Linked DNA regions of Homo sapiens: region 2 is linked to region 1. The links are chromatin loops, found by intact Hi-C in ENCODE. Cell type or tissue: PC-3. All regions are shown on one strand. Each heading gives the region's core, and the rest is flanking DNA. Links, peaks and the distances in the headings are about the cores only.

Region 1 (11,676 bases), core at 3,884-8,883:
TTTTTTAAAAAAACTTAATGTTCCTTCTGGACCACATGGCAAATTTTGCCAAAGTTCTTTCCTAACTATGTAGTTTCCCTATATTAGCGTTACTCTCCATGTACTGATCTTTTTAGAAACCACCTAAGAACTCTATTTCATTTCCAAAGGAAGCTTAGAAATGTAGGAGAATGGCTTTATTAATTTTATCTTCCAAATATCCAAATAATATTATATACAAGTATGCACACTTGTTGTGGAGTGTTAATTAGGACAAAGAAGTCAGGTTGGCGGGACAAAGGCAAAGCAAAAGAGAAAGCAGATAAGCTACAATTCTGCCTTCCTTTATGTATGGTTCAGGACACATAGCCCAGCTGTGCAAATAATTCACAATCTTCCTGCACCCAGATATCAATAGACCCCAGGCTGACAGAAAAATGCAAGTTAGCTCACTGCAACCTTGGCATTATTAGTGCTGCACAAAGCCCTCTTCAGCACACAGCACAAGCACCATTCTATAAAATCCCCAGAAAGGCTTCGTTTCCTGACAGCTCCTTTCTTGCTGATGTGCCCATTGCACCCTTGCAACATATTTTCACACTTTCTCTAATAAATCTGCCTGTCTTTACCTACAACTGAGTCTCGGCAATTTGCAAAAGAAAGAGAGGTTTAATGGACACAGTTCCATGTGGCTGGTGAGGCCTCACAATTAAGGTGGAAGGCAAGGAGTAGTAAGTCACATCTTACACAGATGGAAGCAGGCAAAGAGAGAGCTTCTGCAGGGAAACTCCCTCATATAAAACCATCAGATCTTGTGAGACTTATTCACTATCATGAGAACAGCAGGGGAAAGACCTGCCGCCATGATTCAATTAACTCCCACCAGGTCCATCCCACAACACATGGGAATTCAAGATGAGATTTGGGTGGGGACAGAGCCAAACCATATGATTCCACTCCTGGCCCCTCCCAAGTCTCATGTCCTCACATTTCAAACCCAACCATGCCTTCCTAACAGTCCCCCAAAGTCTTAACTTATTTCAGCATTAACTCAAAAGTCCAAGTCCAATGTCTCATCTGAGACAAGGCGTCTCTTTTGCCTATGAGCCTGTAAAATCAAAAGTAAGTTAGTTACTTCCTAGATACAACAGTGGTACAGGCACTGGGTAAATACACCCATTCCAAATGGGAGAAATTGGCCAAAACAAAGGGGCTACTAGCCCCACTCTAGTTCAAAATCCAGTGGAGCAGTCAAATCTTAAAGCTCCAAAATGATCTCCTTTTATTCCATGTCTCATATCCAGTTCATGCTGATGCAAGAGGTAGGTTCCCATGGTCTTGGGCAGCTCTGCCCCTGTGGCTTTGCAGGGTACAGCCTCCCTCCTGGCTGCTTTCACAGTCTGGCATTGAGTGTCTGTGGCTGTTCCAGGTGCATGGTGCAAGCTGTAGATCTACCATTCTGGGGTCTAGAAGATGGTGGCCCTCTTCTCACAGCTCCACTAGGCAGTGCCCAGTAGGAACTTTGTGTGGGGTCTCTGATCCCACATTTCTCTTGTGCAATGCCCTAGCATAGGTTCTCCATGAAAGCCCTGCCCCTGCAGCAAACTTCTGCCTGGACATCCAAGCATTTCCATACATCTTCTGAAATCTAGGCAGAGGGTCCCAAACCTCAATTCTTGACTTCTGTGCCCCCACAGGCTCAACACCACATGGAAGCTGCCAAGGTGTGGGGCTTGCACCCTCTGAAGCCACAGCCTGAGCTGTACCTTGGCCCACTTTAGTCACAAAGGGAGCAGCTGAGACACAGACCACCAAGTCCCTAGACTGCACTCAGCACGGGGACCCTTGGCCCGGCCCACAAAACTACTTTTTTCTTCTTGACCTCTCAGCCTGTAATGGGAGGAGCTGCCACAAAGACCTTTGACATATCCTGGAGACATTTTCCCCATTGTCTTGGGGATTAACTTTCAGCTCCTTGTTACTTATGCAAATTTCTACAGCCAGCTTGAATTTCTCCTTAGAAAATGGAATTTTCTTTTCTATCACATTGTCAGGCTGCAAATTTTTCAAACTTTTATGCTCTGCTTCCCTTATAAAACTGAATGCCTTTAATAGCCCCCAAGTCACCTCTTGAATGCTTTGCTGCTTAGAATGTTTCCACCAGATACCCTAAATCATCTCTCTCAAGTTCAAAGTTTCACAAATCTCTAGCACAGGGGCAAAATGCCACCACTCTCTTTGCTAAAACATAACAAGAGTTACCTCTACTCCAGTTCCCAACAAGTTCTTCATCTCTATCTGAGACCACCTCAGCCTGGACTTTGTCGTCCATATCACTTTCAGCATTTTGGTCAAAGCCATTCAACAAGTCTCTAGGAAATTCAAAACTTTCCCACATTTTCCTGTATTCTTCTGAACCCTCCAAACTGTTTCAACCTCTTCCTGTTACCCAGTTCCAAAGTCGCTTCCACATTTTTGGGTATCTTTTCAGCAGCACCCCACTCTACTGGTACCAATTTGCTGTATTAGTCTGTTTTCATGCTGCTAATAAAGACACACCTGAGACTGGGAAGAAAAAGATGTTTAATGGACTTACAGTTCCACATGGCTGGGGAGGACTCATAGTCATGGCAGAAGGCAAAGGGGAGAAAGTCATGTCTTACATGGATGACGGCAGGCAAAGAGAGAGAGTTTTTGCAGGGGAACTCTTCTTTTTCACATCATCAGATCTCATGAGACTTATTCACTGTTGTGAAAACAGCACGCAAAAACCCGCCCCCATGATTAAAATACCCCTCACTGGGTCCCTCCCACAACACGTAGGAACTGTGGGAGTTACAATTCTTGATGAGATTTGAGTAGGGACACAGCCAAACGACATTACCACCCATGCCAGTGGCCCATATAGTCTCTGATCACCTACAACACTTGTGGTGTGTGTTTGGGGGCTGGGGCGGGGGTGTGGCAGAGAAGGAGAAAGAGAGAGAGAGAGAGATACATAAAGAAACTAAGTCTTAGGGAAAATCGGTAAATTACCCAAAATCATAATTTAGATACGGGCAAAGCTAGGGCTCTGATCTGATACCTAAGCCCATTCTGTTATGTGTATGACATGTACAAAACCATTAACACTCATTTCATTAAGCAGCAAATCAGAGGAGGGAAATTCAAATTTAAGTATGAAGTCTAATAGAAGGATGAGTACAATCAAGTGGGCTCAGTCAAGGAGATCATAATTTCATGTCAAGCATGTAGTGTATTTCCAGTAATGTGGCACATTGAATTAAAAGCTTGCCTGAAGGAATTGAGTTTTGGGCAAAACTTTATAGAATCAAGGAACACATTAGGAGAGAGAATGAGGGAAAGGGATTCAGAGTTTAAATCATTTATTCATGCATTCAACAACTATTTCTTGAACAGCTACCATGTACCAGATGCTTCTCATAGTACTGAGGCAGAAACTGTCCTCAGAGTCATGGAGTTTACCCTACAGAGTAGGTAGGTTACTAGCAGCAAATAAAATAGATGTATTGAATTTATGGGAAAAAAATGAAAATGGAAGTAAATTTGATGGAGGGGATTCACAGAAACCCTTGAATTCTAGACTGGGAAGTTCAAATGTTAAATGCATTAGGCCCTGGAGTGTCAACATAGATTCCTGAACAAGTATGAAGTGAAAGGCCATCCTTGGCTCTTCTAGTCCTATCTCTATATGTGGAAAGAGACAAGGGATACAAACAAGTACCATCCCTTAACCAGAATGAATATGAGTATGTCCTGCCAATGAAGAGTAGGATAACAGTGATATCTGTGGAAGTGGAAAAGAAGGCCTTCCCACCTTTTCACAGGATTTTTTAAAAATCCCTACCCAGACTGACTTTGAGCCAGGCTTAGCTATGCATTCAGATATTACTCTCAGATAAAACATGCTATAAAACACCTGTGTTAGGTAATAAAAGGCAACAACATTTCCTTTGTATCAAGACTTAATCTATATTTTTCAATATCTCATAGGACTTCTATCATGGCCAGGTAAGTAGATGCAGATAGGTCCACCTCTCTGCACAACTGGAGATAACTACTTCCACAAAATAACGCCAGTATGATGCTACTTAGATTCCATTTACAATCCTGCAATAAAACCAATAATAACACTTTGTACTTATGAACTGCCTCACACTGAAAATCTCAAATGTTTTATAGACCATAAATTCTCCCAACACCCTTCATGAGAAAAAGAATTACTCTCTCCATTTAACAGGTAAACTAGAAACTAGCATAGAGGAAGAACTTGCCCAAGGCCACTGAGGTAAGACAGAGTCCACTTGTTCTGGAGGCTCTAGCAGGGCTGCTTCTCAGCAAAGTGGTGAGGAAGGCAGTACTTTATATTGCATGCTGTTTCTGCTTCCCTTTTTTTTGTTCTCTACCAAATTTTGGCAATTGTCCTAAGTTTCTCTTAAGGTATTAACTGATACCACTTGATAATGCTCAAGGTGTTAGCCTTCCCAGGGATATCTACATTTTATTAGGGGACTCTTTTTTTTTTTTTTATTATACTTTAAGTTTTAAGGTACATGTGCACATTGTGCAGGTTAGTTACATATGTATACATGTGCCATGCTGGTGCGCTGCACCCACCAACGTGTCATCTATCATTAGGTATATCTCCCACTGCTATCCCTCCCCCCTCCCCCGACCCCACCACAGTCCCCAGAGTGTGATATTCCCCTTCCTGTGTCCTTGTGATCTCATTGTTCAATTCCCACCTATGAGTGAGAATATGCGGTGTTTGGTTTTTTGTTCTTGCGATAGTTTACTGAGAATGATGGTTTCCAATTTCATCCATGTCCCTACAAAGGACATGAACTCATCATTTCTTATGGCTGCATAGTATTCCATGGTGTATATGTGCCACATTTTCTGGTTGAATGTCAAGAACCAAAGAAAGGACCTGTTGAATTGCTGATGGAAAGACTGCTCCCTTCTCATAACTCACAAAGGGTCCTGCCCTGGGGGCCATTAATTCCTGTACCCTGCCACCATAGAGACCATCCCCAGAAAGAAACTTCCTCTCCTACTACATCAGTCAGTACCCTGAGGTTTTGCTTTGTTTCAAGGGCTAAAGTGGAAACAAAAGGAATTACCTTTATGCCCAGAACTACCTGACATCAGGATGGGTCTGGTTCTGTCTGAGCCATCTCTATATTAGGAGGGGGCGGGATCCCTAAACACATTTTGTAGTTCCATTCTTTGTGCCTAAATATTGTTGTTAGTAAGTGAATTGTTTCCTGGCATTTCCTGGGACTACAAACACTGCCACCAGGTGGGATTTCTTTCACCTAACAGGAGAGACATTTACCATGGCATTTCCAAGGAGATCAACATTTGAAATCTCTTCCTACCTGAGGGCTGGAGGGAAATGGAACAATCTGAAACCACCTGGAAAAGGCCTGGTTGCCCACTGCCCTTTCTTGGGACTTGTATCTGACTTCCTGAATTAATTTTAAGTAGCTAGTCTACTACTTATGATTCAAGAGAAAAGTGGGAACTAGGAACTCAGGGACGGAGGTTTGCTGTAGGATTACTTGCATGTCTATTATGGCATCCATCACTTAAATGATCTGGAGAAAGTGGTCACACATTATGAGCAAGTGCTGAATGTAGAGAGAAAAAAATTGTAGATGTTGTTCTTTTTTCTTTTTTAACCAATCATCACTGAAAGAAAAATAGTGCTGCCTTTCTTCTAAAAAGAAAGCAAATTTCTGCTAGCAACATGTAGTTCCTCTGTATAGCTCCTGTTGAGGCTATTGAGGTCTAGAATATGGCCAGCTTAAAAATTAAAAAAAAAAAAGGAAGCCTCTTTTCATTTTTCTGCCATCTTAGATGACAGAATTAGGATATCACTAATTGTTCTTCAATATTCTTCTTTCAACTACTTTCCTAAAGGGTATTTACTGAATACCTAGTGTAGGCAAAAAGCTCTCCAAGTGCTATGCATGAATCTTGTCCTTAGAACACTGCATTCTAGCTGGGTATGGTGGTGAGCACTGGTAGTCTCAGCTACTTGGGAGGCTGAAGTGGGAGGAACCCCAGAAGTTAGAGGCTGCAGGAGGCTATGATGGAGCGACGGCACTCCAGCCTGGGTGACAGAGAGCCCATCTCTAAAAATTTTAAAAAGCTACATTCTAAATAGAGATACAAACGTACTCAAATGCCCATTTAATATTGTTATTTAACTTCTCATATGTTTATATATCAAATCATAATAAGGAATGAAATCTGAAAGTCACTGATCTGGAGAGGATTAACATTTTGGTTTTGGTTGTGTGTCATATTACCAGGAAATTTGCTCTAGAATGTTTTAAAGCAAGAACAACTGTCACAAGACAGCAAGAGATTCCTTGGGGGTATTCCTTGTCAGTGCCTAGGACTCCAAAAATACATCATGAACTAGCTACAAAGATAATCACAAATCTCTATTTGATTATTTGCATTTCCTTGAAAACATGTAATTCATTAAAATGTATTGCATACTTAGTATAGATGTGGTATTACAAAAATAGAAAAGCAGCAGCCCTTGGTCTTGCTTAGGATCTGTCAGCTTCCATTCTATTTTCATTCCTGTCCAGTCAAATCCTTCTCAGTTCGCCCAGCACTACCCAGACACTCCTGCTCTGTTTACAGCTCAGCAATAGTTACCAGGATTGACAACATAGATACTTGAAATATTTATATAGCATTTATGCAATCACTTTTCATTGCCCAGTAAAAGAACTGGTTTGCAGAGCTTGGCTCATAGCCAGAGTCATCTCGATCTTAATTTTATAAGGCAAGAATTTACTCCAGAGTTCAAAAATTGAAAAACAGGGTGGAGGAGTTGTTGGTAGGTGATCATTTGTGGTCAAAGAAAGCTGTTTGCTTTTTCGTGGGCAGATATCCAGGGGCAGTTTTAAACTACTTCCTTCAAGGAAGAAACGCCAGAAAAACACCTGGAAACCCCGAAGCACATGTAAAGAGTAAAATTAGTCCCCAGTGGTGATATTTATCATTTCTACACCCCCATCTGTCCATATTTTTACAGCATTCATCACCATACCTAAGCAACTTTAATTGATCCTGTTAAGGTTTTACATGGGTCATCTGAGCAGCTACACCTGGAAATTTGTAGGGTGAAAAGGCAGATGCCAGCAACCATGCTAATGAATGAATCTCTGAGTTGCTGAGGTGACAAATGAGATCACCTCCTTTAAGTGCCTTTCAGCTCCAGATACTGGAAGGTCAGTAACCTCTTCAATCCACAGTCCCATTGCCAAGATCTCCTGGACTGCGTTTAAGGGTAGGATTGGTGGGAAAGAAGAGGGATGAGAGGAGGAAGAATTAAGAAAGTGGAAGATGATAAAGAGAGGAGTGAACCCTAGAGCCAGACAGGGGAGAAGGAAAGAGGTTGCTGCGTGTATTTCAGCATTGGCAGCTAATCTTTACCTATGGGGGCTTGGAGACATGACCACCTGGGAGAAAATGACTATAGAAAAATGAATGGAAATATTCAATGCATTGTGAAGGGCACAAGTGCCAGGGCAAGCAATAAATTTGTTACATTCTTAGAAACTCAATTCACAAAACAATCACCAAAGGAATTAAGTAAAAAAAGAGAGAGAAGTTTTAAGAAGAAAACAATTTTTAAAGTAACAACTTTTCCCAAAAGACAAAAATCAGACTGGTAAACCACTGTATACAGAAATGGCTGATAAGACCAAGAGAAAGAAAACTGCTGGTAAAAAGAAGGGCTTTCTGAAGCCATAAGAATTTAAACACAAATTACAGAGGAAGGATGCCAGCTGAACTGCCTGCAGAAAGAAACAGATTAGGACAGTGGGTAGCATTCCACAGAGCAGAGCCTGTAGGCTGCACGTGGGAAACAGTACAAAGGGCACCTGAACAGACTCTCCAAATATCAAATCACAAGAAATAAATCAACAGCCTGTGCAAGGAAAACCTTCAAGGTGGGCTTGCAAAATTTGTCATGCTGTGACTCAAAATAGTCTACCTCTTTTTTTTTTTTTTTGGTGTGGGGAGGCATAGTGATAAATTCTCATAGCATCATTATCAGTAGAAATTTTGAGTAAAAGTGGAATTGAAGAATACAAAGGAAAATATGACTATGTTAATTACTTATAAAACCGTAGTGTGGGCCAGACATGGTGGCTCATGCCTGTAATCCCAGCACTTTGGGAGGCCGAGACGGGTGGATCACATGAGGTCAGGAGTTTGAGACCAGCCTGACCAATGTAGTGAAACACTGTCTCTACTAAAAATACAAAAATATTAGCTGGGTGTGGTGGTGCATGCATTTAATTCCAGCTACTCAGGAGGCTGAGGCAGGAGAATTGCTTGAACCCAAGAGGCAGAGGTTGCAGTGAGCTGAGATCATGCCATTGCACTCCTGCCTGGGCAACAAGAGGAAAACTCTATCTCTAAAAAAATAAAAAAATAAAAAAATCTTAGTGTGCCTGTTGTTCTGATATATTAATATGAACGAGGATATAAAGCAGCATAAAAAGGGATTCCTGCTCCCATAATACAATTTCTTTATTTTTAATTAAATAGAAAAAATCAAAATGCTTTATATGATTATAAAGATATAATCACACAGAAATATTCTATGCTCTTGGCATAGAAAACAGGCCACTGGGAAGATATATCTCAAAATGCTAATTTTGGCTTTGTTTGGGTCCTGTGACTATGGGTGATGCAAAAATACATAAAACACAGTTTCTGCCCTTAAGGAGCTGACTAATTCTTATTCTTTATTATATTTGTTTAGTCATCTTTACTTTTCATATCACTAAAATTTTAAGGAATGTCTTAGTTTAGGGCAGTTGAAATGAAGTTCAAAAAGGAAGAAATAAGTAAAGGCTAAAATCAAATTACTTTGGGCTTTAGGAATATGATTATATATTTTTTATTCTGTATATTATATAGGAAAACAAATGTGTTTGGCAGGAGATATTTGATATGACACCTCTTTCGCTTGTCACTATTCAATCTGATTCAGCTCAGCAAATATCTACTAAGCAGGTAATGGTATATAAGGAAATCAGGGGAAAGCAGGAGGAGTAAAAGTTGAATAACATTCCTACCTTTGAGGTCCCTGCATCTAAAAAGAAGTAAATTAATGTAATTCTACTTCCACTTCCTCCCAACCCCAGTTGTATCCCTTCGATTCTTGTCTGATGTTCCTACTTAGGACAGAGAACAGGACCAAACCTTTGGGTAAAGCCCCCTGAATGACTGATTATTCTCAATGTAAATCACTAAGAAAATGGGAGATCGTTAGTCACTGGATAGTCCCCAGCAGGCAGCCCTCCTTTCCAAGTGCTATTCCTGTTGTCGGTGACATGTTTCCTCCAGACTTTATTATGGTTGTTTTTCATATCATATAGGTCTCAGTTCAAATGCCATGTCCTCAGAGAAGCCCTTCCTGACCACCTCACCACCCTAGAATACCACCACTCCACCCATTCTCAGCCAGAGAATCAGCCCACTTACCACACCCACATACACACCATTCTTGATCTACTACTTTGTTCTACTGTTTTCATGGTATTCTAGAAAATACTTTTTTTTTTTTGGTTTGAGATTATTGTCTATTTCTTTTGGAATATAAACCCCATGAGGGTAGGGATTTCACAAGTCTTTTGTATGGCTATATCCTCAGCTTCTAGAACAGTGTGTGGTTCATAATGTACATTTGATGAATAGGTATGAACAAATGAGAGAGGGAACATCTGTTCCTGCCTCTCTTGATCTTACTGTCTTGACTCTAGACTTTAAAAAAAGAGACAAACTTTCACTTCGTTCCCAATTGCATCTCCAGCACCTAGAAGAACGTCTGGTTCATAGTGGATATTCAGTAAAAAATTGTTAGCAAAAATGATAGTGGGACAGGAGCCAGGAAGAAAAAGACCCAAATAGCAGGAAATCAAGAGCAAAAATTTTTGCCAGATATATTAGTTTGGTGCAAAAGTAATTACGGTTTTTGGCATTAAAAGCAATGGCAAAAACTGCAATTGCTTTTGCACCAACCTAATATGGTGGTATGCGTTGATCTCTGTGTGTTTATTCCCATGAGCCTGTAGTCAATTATTGTCAGCAAGTTCTAGGCTTGTCTCAAATCTGAGACAAAAATTAAGGATGATCTGTGTATTCAAGCTTAGGGCAGAATAAGTGAGAAGAGAGTAGCAGAATCCCACAGTGCAGTACAGTAGAAATAGGAATCAGCCAGAGAAGGATCGGTAGATGGAAAATTTCTGGAGAAGGATTCAGACAAGAGGTCCAGCCACTCCCTCTCCAGGTGGATGTTCTCCCAGTACTGCCAAGCCTGGAGGAGCTGCGTTTTATTTTATTAGAGAAACAGTCATTTCTTTATAAAAGTAAACAAAAGAAGCATATCACAGAATCTCTTAATGCTATAAGTACTAAATGCTATGAAAAATAAAGGATTAAGAGCTCACAACACATCAGACTAATTAGGCATCACATCATGAGAAAGGTAGCATTTTCAGATGCATCTTAATGAGGACAAACCAGGCAATGGAATATGCCAAGTGAAGGAAAGTTGAGAAGAAGCACATAGTATGGTTGGTGCATAGGAGATACGTGAGAAAGGAGAGAGATACAGAAAACTAGGTTGAGGACAAATTGGGCAAGGCTACAAGTACCAAACTGAGGTGTTTGGTGGTTTTTCTTTTTTTTTAATTTAGTTGGTAATGAGCAGTTACTTATTGTTTTTTGAGAAAGTTTATAACATTCGTGGGCTAAGTTTTAGGAACATAAATCTAGTGGCAGTATTTACATGGTTACTTGGTAGGCAAGATTCTAAAGTGATTCCCAGTGACCCATGATCTTGTACGATCCCCTCCATTTTGAATGTTGGAGGAGACTATGAATATGATGGCATATTATATGATTCACTTATGTTAAATGGAAAAGTTGGCTTTAAGAATGGGACGTTATCCTTGGCAGACCTCACTTCAGACATGCTCTTTACAAAGATGGGGTTTCTTTCTGGAGAAAGAAATTAGAAGTACTGTATTCAACATGCAAAAAATTATTTGTTACTGCTTTTAATATGGAGGGGGAACAAACAGAAAAAATGGCAAGTGGCTTCTAGTAGCTGATAACAAGCCCTGGCTAAAAGCCAGTAAGAATATGGAACCGCGGTCCTACAATTACATATAAGGAATTTGATTCTGCAAAAACCTGAATAAGCTTGGTGGAGGATTTCTACCCAGAGCCTTCCGATAAGAATACCACCTGGCCAACACATTGAATGTGACATCCTGAGCAGAGAACGTGGCTGAGCCCCACTGAACTTCTAACCTACAGAATGGTGAGATAATAATTGGGTGTTGTTTTAAGCCTCTAAGTTTGTAGTAATTTGTTATGCAGCAATAGAAATCAGATTCATCTGGAGTGGGGAAAAACTGGAAGCTATTTAGGAGACTAAAAACATAGCCTAGATTAAAATAAATTAATAACTAAATGAAAGGAGTTGCAATAGAAATAAAGAGAATAAATGAAAGAAATAACAGAGATAGCCTCTATATGATTTAGCAATTAATTTATGTTGCTCAGAGAGAAGGAGAAGGTGAATAGAAGTCTAAGACTTGGAACGTGGATGGCTAAAAGGATAAG
Region 2 (11,676 bases), core at 2,618-7,617, 290 kb before region 1:
ATATTATATAATCAGTTGGATACAGGTATGTGTTTATCAATTGGTATTTTCTCATCTAGGAATACTTTCCATGATTAATGTTTTTCTTTTAGTTCACTAATTTAGTTCAGAAAAAAAATCTTCTTAAGATTTCCTCTTTCCACACCCCACTCCACCCCCAGCATTCCAGCAAAAATAAAGTGAAAAATAAATAAAAGAAAACAGATCAGTGGGAGTCAGGGCAATGTCATGTATGTTCCAAGATAACATTTAAATGTTTTAGGAAAAATATTTCCTTTCAATATGAAAGAACGTCTATGTATCTTTTCTGGAAAAAATATTTTATTTCAGCTCACTAGTAAAATATGACATAGCCCAGAATTCCAGGTCATTTAGTGAAGATATCTATATGTTCCTCTTTTCCTTCTGGAATATTTTACTTACTACTTTACTTTACTATTTATATAATGGTAATATTACAATATTACTATTATAATATTTTTAAAAAGCTAGAATACCTTCATAAAGTTATTTAACTGGTCTGTACTTCACTTTACTCTTTCAAAAGTGTGAAGACTATAGAATATAAATTGTTTTGATTTACATGCTATAATCATGTTTTAAGGCAGCAAATGTATGAAAGCCATGTAAAGGTGGTCAAGAGAAATTAACTCTTGAGCCAGACTAGCTGAATTCAAATCATGATTCCACCACTGTCTTGTGGAGCCATGGCCCTTGGGTTCCTTATTTTTAAAAGAGGGCTTATAATTATACTACATAGGAATGTTAAGAGGTAAAGTAATGCACATTTAAAGCATAAAATACTGTCATTTACTTGTAAGAATTAAATAAATGATATCTATTAACTTTTGTTTTCATAGCTAATTATTATTATTGTTATTATTATTAAGGTGCTCATTTCAGGATGTTGCTCAAATATATTCTGTCATTACATTTGGGACAGAGATTTCTGTCCATTGACAAGCAAAATATTTTCCAGGAAAGAGTCTAGAGAACAAATATGAACTATTTGGTAATATATATTAGGAAATTCTTCATACTGTTATGAAGTAATAATAATATCAATATTTTAAAGTAGGATGCTTATAAATATATTAATATAAATTAAAATTGAGATTCAAATTATTTGTTTTGCAGTGAAAGAATATCTCATTTCAACTATGCATTAAATGAATAACAAAAACAATTTCTATAGATGTCAGGGTTTTTCCTCTGAAACATTGCAATTTCAAAATTAATAACAAAATGTTTTCCAACTGGGTTGGAAAAGAAATGATCCTCAGTATTTCCATTGTCAAAGCTCAGTAAGTTATTTATCAACTCATATGATTTGTTGCACAATATCCTTTTTCTATTCCCTTATGTTTCAAAACTTATAGAATATTCTTTTTTAAAAAATAATTTTCGAGCTGTTTTCTTAACTTCCATATCCACAAAACTTTGGTTTAACACTTCTCATATTTTCTAAAGACAAAGAAATAATACACTAAAAAGTATTGTGGAACAACAACAAAAACAGTAGACTGGAGAATGTTATTGTGAATTATATTTTCGTTTTTTAAAAAACAATACTTTTTCCTGTAGCACAATTTACTTTTAATTCTTTTTCCATTTTTTTGACTGTATGAAACTATTCAGGAACACAATTTCTATTTATTTATTTCTAATATCCTTTATTTGGAGCTTATATTTTCTTCTATATTCCCAAAATAATCTTATTAACCAATCCAGAAGCCTGGAAACTAACCTCACCCATCTTTCCTTCCACACGCTTTATGTGTAATCAATCACCATATCCCATGCATTTTGCTTTTAAAAAATCTTTGAGTTATATTTTCTCACTGTCTTTCCTGCCTCTATCTTAGTTCCTGCATTAGTCCCCAAATTGAGGACTTGATAAGACAGTTATCCTAACTGCGTGCTACCCAACCTAGTCTCTGTCTCCATTGCTGTCAATGTGGTCTCTATGTCATGACTTCCTCAGAACTTCTTAGTGTGAGAGAGGAATCCTATCTTCACTGGTGTGTGTCTACCTTTCTAATATCTTGCTTTGCCCTTTGCACCAATGATATCATCAGTTTTTAAAAGATGCAATACCTAAAAGCTCCCCACAACCTGCAAACAACAAAAAGAGATCCACTTCTTTCTTTTTTCTTTTTCTCCTTTTCCCCTGTGAAGTTGAGTTTACAAAAAAATAAAATGCAGATGCATCTTGCGTTTCTACCCTAAGTATGTATCTGTCGCTCTGGGTCTGTTCAAGAAGGCTTCATAGATTCTCTAGTCATCCACGCAATTGAGGCCACCAGTTTGCTCTCTTAGGCAGAGCAGTAGTTAAGTTTCTGTGTGCAAGCTTTGACTTACACAATTGCCAGCTCCACACTCTTTTGGTTGCTAATTCCACAACCTCAACAGTGCTACCTTAACCCATGCCTGAAAATAAATTCACAGGTGTTTGTGATAGGCAGCCTCTAAGATGGCTCTCAATGATCCACACCTCCTACTATTCATGCACTTAGGTCATCCTGTTCCCTTGAGCAGGCTGGACTTTGTGACTCACTTCTAACATATAGATTATGGGAGAAATAATGGTATGTCACTCTGGAGATTGTATTATAAAAAGACCGTGGCTTCCTTCTTGGGCACTCTTAGGTCACTCACCCTGAGGGAAGTATGCTGCCGTGTTATAAGCAGCGTTTGGAACAGGTTGTGGTGAGTGCTTATAATTTTATGATGCTTCAGCATCTTTTTTTTTTTTTTTTTTTTTTTTTGAGACGGAGTCTCGCTCTGTCTCCCAGGCTGGAGTGCAGTGGCAAGATCTTGGCTCACTACAAGCTCCACCTTCCGGGTTCATGCCATTCTCCTGCCTCAGCCTCCCGAGTAGCTGGGACTACAGGCGCCTGCCACCACACCTGGCTAATTTTTTTTTGTATTTTTCAGTAGAGACGGCATTTCATCATGTTAGCCAGGATGGTTTCGATCTCCTGACCTCGTGATCTGCCCGCCTCGGCCTCCCAAAGTGCTGGGATTACAGGCATGAGCCACAGCACCCGGCCCAGCATCTATTTTTAAATTTAAGTTTACCTTGACACAGTTTCCAAAACTATACCCCACCTGGATGTCTCCAGCTGGTGGCCAGAGATAAAAATTTAGAGGTGTCTCTCTAAGCAGGCTGGGCTCTCTGCTTTTTTGCTGCTTCCTTCAAATAGACCATTCAGACATTTGCCTGAAAACTTACATGGACCAACTCTCAGTCACATCATGACCTCCTGGAATGAGTGCCTGCTTGCTTTAAACCCATAATGCCCTGGACCCAATGGAGGCATTGCTCCACAGCTTCCTTCTCTTTTTTCCCTGCCTGTGTACTCTGAAGGTCTCTCTTTCTCTCTCTCTCTCTCTCTCTGTGTGTGTGTGTGTGTGTGTGTGTGTGTGTATGTGTGTGTGTGTGTGTGTATGACCTGACCTCCGGGCAGGCAGTGTATCAGTGTATCCCCCAGGGTCTATAAGCACAGAACACTCTTACACTTCCACATTGTGGTTGTGTCACTGAGGCCATGCCTAAAACCCTACCCATGAAGGCAAGGCTCCCCCAGAGAGACCTATGCAGGTGAATCCCTTGCTGGAGCTCTTTTGTTAGGGCCTCTGGTGGCTGCTGGGCACAGTGGCTACCAGCTAAGCTGATAAAAAAAAAAAAAGTTTCATTCAAAACAAAGTCCCACTTCAGTGAGCTGTGAAGTGGATTCTTCACTCCCAGTCAAGCCTTAAGATGCCTGCTGCCTTGGCCAATGGCTTGACTACAATCTCATTAGGGACCTTGAGACAAAGGTAACCTAGGTAGGGTCCAGAGTCTTGACTCACAGAAACTGTCAGATAATAGATGTTTGCTATTTTAAACTGCTAAATTTTGAGGTAATTTGGGGCAATGTATAACTAATACGTTGTTCTCTACAACCACTGTGCCTCTTTGCAATGCATTCATTGGCTGCCATTAGCTTAATTATACTGCTAAAATATTGAACTATTTGGAAATTCCCACAGACACCGTTATTTCATTTTATCCTGCCTTTGCACATGCCTTTATTCTTCCTATTTAGTCCATCCTCTGAGAAGACTTCCTGAGGTGGCAACTAGCAGCTCCTTGGTGTTAATGTACTATCTACTATTTTTGCAATATCTTATTATTATACATATTATTTGATAGACACACTGACTCACAAACATGATATCTAATGCTATGTGCCTGTTTTACCTGAGTATATTTTTAAAGATGAAACCTACTTTCCATTTTGGAAAATATAAAGAATAATCTTTTGAGAGCAGTGGGTGCCTATTTTATTTATTTTATTTTATTTTAACTTCTGATGAAAATTTTAAAATGCCATATCAACTCACATACTGAAGCTGGTACGAGGGGGTCCCATGTTGCTAAAATACGTGTTAACTTAGAATATGTGAGTAAACAAAAACAGGCACAGTAAAATCACCAAATCTTCTGCATTTAAAAAATGCCCCTTGGCAATTTTTCCTTGAAACCTCCACTGATAATAAAAATGGAGGCATGCATGCGGAAATGCCCAATAATGGCTTGTAAAATAACTTTCAAATTAGAAGGAGTCAAGCATTCTGGTTTCCATCGGGCCCACTGGCCATTTCAAGCTTTAATGGGTGCAGGTGCAGTTGTTTCTTAACATGTTTTTGTTTTCACTTAATCCCCTTATCACTGGCTGTTACCAGTGCAACTCCATCTGCTCACCTCTTCCCCTCTTCTCTCTCTCATTCAGCATGCCATGACAAGCTCAATTTGCCAATGGCAAGAAAAAAATTTCCCTGATTTTACCACAATCAAATAGTATGTGACCTTACATTTTTAAGTTCATTGGCCTAAAACTATGGAAGTCTTTGGCTGAGTTGATGTTTATCAGCTATTCATGGTTTTTCTCATAATGTCATGATTATTACCTGTTCATTTTCTAGGTACAGAATTCTAGAAAATCCCTGATTTAAAAAAATCTCACCAACCCTCAACATGGCCCTTTCCTGATTTGTTTTTATAATCCATAATTTTAAATTTATCAGTTTGTCATGTTTTTGTTATAAGATACAACCCTTAATTGCCTGTTACTAAAAGCATCCATAGAATTTTGTCCTTATTGTAGACTATTTCTCCTTAAAAGTGCAATGCAAAGATTTCCCTGCATTCATACACAGACACACAGACACACAGACACACACACACACACACACACACACACAGTGTTGTGTGTTTTGAGTGTAGACAATCTAAGCAGGAAAAAAGACCAATCTGATTGGAAATGTTCCAGAAATCATAGAGTATTTGAAGGAAGTGATTCAGTTTCATGGTTTTCCCTCATAAATCTTGCTGTTTATTTGGAGAAAAGCCATAGATACTCTGGAAGTTTGTTTTAAGAATCACACACCTTAAACTACGAGTTTCTGCTTACTTTTTTCCAGATGCATAGCATGACTCTTCTTCCATTACACATTGACCTTGATTTCTTTCATTTTTAATAATTAAGAAATTAATTTTTGACTGCAAACACAAAAGATAGTGCTGTCTCATACAAGGGTTAGGTAGAAAATGTATCTGAGTTTCCATCTACTTAGAAAAAAACAGCAACTGGAGAGAAATTCTTTTGAATAGTACATTCTATTCTTTAATTCTAATTTTTCCCAATTTGGCTTTTAGAAGCTGAAAAGCAATTGTCTCTAATGGTCCTTATCTTTCTCTTCCTTCCATCACAAACTCTTCTCTCTTCAAGATCAGTTATTTCTTCTAGGAAAGTCTTGCTTGACACTCTTTCCTGGGTCCTCCACACTAAGTATTTATCACATGGCATTGTTATTTTCTACATTCTTTTCTGTATTTCTCTAGATGTTGGGCTCATTCCCCTATATGTTCCTCGTACTAGAAAAGATTCTCTTATATAATGGATCTTCAACGATGATATTTAGGAAAGGAAGCAAAAAGGAAGAACTTCAATATAAATTTTCATTATCTGCTGAGAGTAGTGAAAATAAATTTAGCAGTGTTTTCTAACTCTTGATGATATAAGCCTTATTAATGTGCTTGGCATAGATTATCATCACAACTATCAGTAATACACATGTGTTATTACTAAATCAGTATAAATTGTGCTCACACTGATATTGTAACTACTGTTGCTTATCATCTGTATGTGGCTATAATTTTGAGATAATCATATAATAAATTTTACTGATAATAATTTTGAGGTCTACATATATCTACCAGCTTGAACTAAAACTGAAAGCCTATGAATGGATATTGGATGTGACTTAAAACTGGTAAATCATGCAAATAAACTTTTAATGAACTACTAAGTTACTCTTTTAATGTATGCCAATTTTAATGAAAACCTAATATTGTCTCAGCTTAATGTAGGACACTAAACAGGGAATAAAGTAAGAGGTATCTAAATAGCATTCTTTGTAATTTTTTATTTTTGTGCATTAATAGTTGGTGCATATATTTATGGGGTACATGAGATATTTTGGTACAGGTATGCAATGCATAATAATCATATCATGGAAAATTGGATATCCATCCCCTCAAGCATTTATCCTTTGTCGTACAAACAATCCAATTCTACTCTTTTAGTTTTAAAATGTGCAATTAAATTATTATTGACTATAGTCACATATTGTGCTATCAAATACTAGGTCTTACTCATTATTTCTAACTTTTTTTGTATCCATTAAGCTTCCCTAATTTACCCCATTCCCTGCCTCCCACTACTCTTCCCAGCCTCTGTGACCATTCCTCTAATCTCAATCTCCAGAACTTCAATTCTTTTGATTTTTGGATCCCACAAATATGTGACACTGAGTGATGTTTGCCTTTCCATGGCTTGCTTATTTTACTTAATATAATGACCTCCAGTTCCATTTATGTTGTTGCAAATGATAGAATCTTATTGTTTTTTATGACTGAATAGTACTCCATTGTGTATAAGTACTACATTTTCCTTATCCATTCATCTGTTGATGGACACTTAGGTTGCTTCCAAATCTTAGCTATTGTGAATAGTGCTGTAACAAACATGGCAGTACAGATATCTCTTTGATGTACCAATGTCCTTTCTTTTGGATATATACCAAACAGTGGGATTGGTAGATTGTATAATAGCTCTATTTTTAGTTTTTTAAGGAACCTCCATACTGTTCTCCAGAGTGGTTGTACTAATTTATATTCCCACCAACAGTGGATGAGGGTTTCCTTTTCTCCACATCCTCACCAGCATTTCCTATTGCCTGACTTTTGGGTAAAATCATTTTAACTGGGCTAAGATAATATCTCACTGTAGTTTTGATTTGCATTTCTCTGATGATCAGTGATGTTGAACACCTTTTCATATGCCTGCTTGCCATTTGTATGACTTCTTTTGAGAAATGTCTATTCAAATTTTTTGCTCATTTCTTAATTATATTATTAGATTTTTTCCTATAGAGTTGTTTGAGCTCCTTCTATATTCGGTTATTAATCACTTGTCAGATGGGTATTTTGCAAATGGGTTCTCTCATTCTGTGGGTTGTCTCTTCACTTTGTTGATTATTTCCTTTGCTATGCAGAAGCTTTTCAACTTGATGTGATCCCGTTTGCCCATTTTTGCTTTGGTTGCCTGTGCTTGTGGAATATTATTCAAGAAATTTTTGCCCAGACCAATGTCTTGGAGAGTTTCCCCAGTGTTTTATGTAGTAGTTTCATAGTTTGAGGTCTTAGATTTAAGTCTTTAATCAATTTTGATTTGACTTTTGTATATGACAATACATAGGGGTCAGGATTTATTATTCTGCATATGGATATCCAATTTTCCCAGCACTGATCATTGAAGAGACTGTCGTTCCCCCATTGTACGTTTTTGGCACTATTGGTGAAAAGGAGTTCACTGTAGTGTGTGGATTCCTTTCTGGGTTCTCTATTCTGTCCATTGGTCTATGTGTCTGTGTGCCAGTACCATGCTGCTTTTGTTACTGTAGCACTGTAGTATAATTTTAAGCCAGATAATGTGACTTTGTTCTTTATGCTCAGGATAGCTTTGGCTATTCTGGGTTATTTGTGATTCCATAGAAAGTTTATGATTGCTTTTTCTATTTCTGTGAAAAATGTCACTGGTATTTTGATACAAATTGCATTGAATCTGTAGATTGCTTTAGGCAGTATGAATATTTTAACAATATTGATCCTTCCTATCCATGAACTGGAATATCTTTCCTTTTTTGTGTGTCTTCTTCAATTTCTTTCACCAGTGTTTTATAATTTTCATTGTATAGATGCTTCACTTATTTGGTTAATTCCTAAGTATTTAATTTTATTTGTGGCTATTGTAAATTAGATCACTTTATTTCTTTTTCAGATTGTTCACTGTCAGCATATAGAAATGCTACCGGATTTTTATGTTGAATTTGTATACTGCAACATTACTGAGTTTATTACTTCTAATAGTTTTTTTGGTGGAGTCTTTAGGATTTTCAAAATGTGAGATCATATCATGAGTAAACAAGGATAATTTGACTTCTTCTTTTCCAATTTGGATGTTCTTTATTCCTTTCTTTCTTCTGATTGCTCTAGCTAGAACTTCCAGTACTATGTTGAATAACAGTGGTAAAAGTGAGCATCCTTGTCGTGTTCCATTTAAAAGTAAAAGCTCTTAATTTTTGTCTATTCAATAAGATACTAGCTGTGGGTCTATCATATATGGCTTTTATTATGTTATAATATGTTCCTTCTATATCCAGTTTTTTAAGAGTTTCTTTCATGAAGGGATGTTCAACTTTATTAAATGCTTTCTCAGCACCAGTCAAAATGATCATATGGTTTTTGTCCTTCATTCTGTTGATAAGATATATCAGATTGATTGATTTGCATATGTTGAAGTATTGTTGCATTCCTGGGATAAATCTCACTTGGTCATCATGAATAATCTTTTTAATGTATTATTGAATGCAGTTTGATAGTATTTTGTTGAGGTTTTTTACATAAATGTCCATCAGGGATAATGGTCTTTGGTTTTCTTTTTTTGATGTGTCTTTTTCTTTTTTTGGTATCAGGGTAATACTGGCCTCTCAGAATTACCTTGGGAGTATTCCTTTCTCTATTTTTCAGAAGTTTGAGTAAGAATGGTATTATTCCTCCCATTTTGAAGGTTGCCTGTTCACTCTGGTGGTAGTTTCTTTTGCTGAGCAGAAGCTCTTTAGTTTAATTAGATCCCATTTGTCAATTTTGGCTTTGGTTGCCATTGCTTTTGGTGTTTTAGACATGAAGTCCTTGCCCATGCCTATGTCCTGAATGGTAATGCCTAGGTTTTCCTCTAGGGTTTTTATGGTTTTAGGTCGAACGTTTAAGTCTTTAATCCATCTTGAATTGATTTTTGTATAAGGTGTAAGGAAGGGATCCAATTTCAGCTTTCTACATATGGCTAGCCAGTTTTCCCAGCACCATTTATTAAATAGGGAATCCTTTCCCCATTGCTTGTTTTTCTCAGGTTTGTCAAAGATCAGATAGTTGTAGATATTTTCGCAACCTACTCATCTGACAAAGGGCTAATATCCACATTCTACAATGAACTCAAACAAATTTACAAGAAAAAAAAAACAACCCCATCAAAAAGTGGGCGAAGGACATGAACAGACACTTCTCAAAAGAAGACATTTATGCAGCCAAAAAACACATGAAAAAATGCTCACCATCACTGGCCATCAGAGAAATGCAAATCAAAACCACAATGAGATACCATCTCACACCAGTTAGAATGGCATTCATTAAAAAGTCAGGAAACAGCAGGTGCTGGAGAGGATGTGGAGAAATAGGAACACTTTTACACTGTTGGTGGGACTGTAAACTAGTTCAACCACTGTGGAAGTCAGTGTGGTGATTCCTCAGGGATCTAGAACTAGAAATACCATTTGACCCAGCCATCCCATTACTGGGTATATATCCAAAGGATTATAAATCATGCTGCTATAAAGACACATGCACAGGTATGTTTATTGCTGCATTATTCACAATAGCAAAGACTTGGAACCAACCCAAATGTCCAACAATGATAGACTGGATTAAGAAAATGTGGCACATATACACCATGGAATACTACGCAGCCATAAAAAATGATGAGTTCATGTCCTTTGTAGGGACATGGATGAAATTGGAAATCGTCATTCTCAGTAAACTATCACAAAAACAAAAAACCAAACACCGCATATTCTCACTCATAGGTGGGAACTGAACAACGAGAACACATGGACACAGGAAGGGGAACATCACACTCTGGGGACTGTTGTGGGTTGGGGGGAGGGGGGAGGGATAGCATTGGGAGATGTACCTAATGCTAGATGACGAGTTAGTGGGTGCAGCGCACCAGCATGTCACATGTATACATATGTAACTAACCTGCACATTGCGCACATGTACCCTAAAACTTAAAGTATAATAATAATAAATGAAAAAAAAATAAAATAAAAAAGCAGAAAAAAGAATGGTATTATTTCTTCTTTAAAAGTATGGTAGAATTCAGCAGTGAATCCATCAGTTCTCAGGCTTTTCTTTTCTGGGAGATATTTTATTATGTTTTGATCTCGTTACTTGTTGTTGGTCAGTTCAGGTTTTAGATTTCTTCATGGTTCATTCTTTGTAGGTTTATGTGTCTAGGAACTTAATACATTTCTTCTAGATTTTCCAATTTATTGGCATTTAGTTGCTCATAGTAGCCATTAATGATAATTTGAATTTCTGTGATATCAGTTGTAATGTCTCCTTTTTCATTTCTAATCTTAGTATCCTCTGTCTTTTTTTCTTAGTCTGGATGAAGGTTTATCAACTTTGTTTATCTTTCAGAAAACCACTTTTTAAACAAACAAAAAAAGAAGAAAAAAATTAAAAAGAAGAAAAAAATAAAAATAAATTTTAAAACCCAGTTTTTTATTTCAGAGGTCAACAACTTCAGGTTGGTGAATGTTTCTTCTTTTTAAAAGTAGACACTTATAGCTATAAACGATCCTCTTAGTACTGCTTTCACTGTATCCCAGAGATTTTGGTATGTTGAGTTTTAATTATCACTTGTTTCCAAAAATTTATTGATGTCCATTTTAATTTCTTTATTGACTCTTTAGTCATTCAGGAGCGTATTGTTTAATTCTAGTGTGTTTGTATAGTTTTCAAAATTCCACTTGTTATTCATTTCTAGTTTTATTCCATTGTGGTTAGAGAGGAAGCTTGCTATTATTTCAATTTTTTGAATGTTTTAAGACTTATTTTGTGACCTAACATATGGACTATCCTTGAGAATAAGCCATGTGCTAAGGAGAAGAATGTGTATTCTGCAGCCATTGGATGAAATATTCTGTAAATATCTAATAGGTACATTTGTTCTATAGTAAAGATAGTAATGTCCAATGTTTCTTTGTTGATTTTCTGTCTAGGAGATCTGTCCAATGCTGAAAGTGGGGTGTTGAAGTCTTCAGATACTATTTATTTGGGTCTGTGTCTCTCTTTAGCTCTAATAATGTTTCCTTTATATATCGGCTTGGACCAGTGTTGGATGTTTATGAATTTAAGATCACTATATCCTCTGGATGAACTGAACCCTTTAACATTGTATAATGACCTTCTTTGTCTCCTCTTATAGTTTTTTTCTTGAAATCTGT

Evidence for each region. A loop is a pair of places that touch in the nucleus more often than their neighbours do. Peaks named below come from ENCODE experiments on the same cell type or tissue, not always from the same donor. Only the 100,000 strongest peaks of a DNase experiment are listed, where the experiment ranks them.
Region 2: it touches region 1 in a loop (13-fold over the local background); 1 of 110 quality-filtered maps calls a loop at or near these places.

The regions. Positions count from the first base shown.
Region 1 is chr4:81,014,960-81,026,635 of GRCh38, forward strand. No RefSeq gene overlaps it. Among named protein-coding and RNA genes, the nearest start is that of BMP3, 9.9 kb to the right of the region's middle. In PC-3, for the core only: no CTCF peak of the experiment used is centred there; DNase peaks (open chromatin) are centred at 6,812 and 8,732; H3K4me3 peaks cover 1,538 bases; H3K27ac peaks cover 3,050 bases.
Region 2 is chr4:80,726,850-80,738,525 of GRCh38, forward strand. The region is part of intron 3 of CFAP299 (cilia and flagella associated protein 299); the gene reads left to right. Among named protein-coding and RNA genes, the nearest start is that of BMP3, 300 kb to the right of the region's middle. In PC-3, for the core only: no CTCF peak of the experiment used is centred there; a DNase peak (open chromatin) is centred at 5,342; H3K27ac peaks cover 1,225 bases.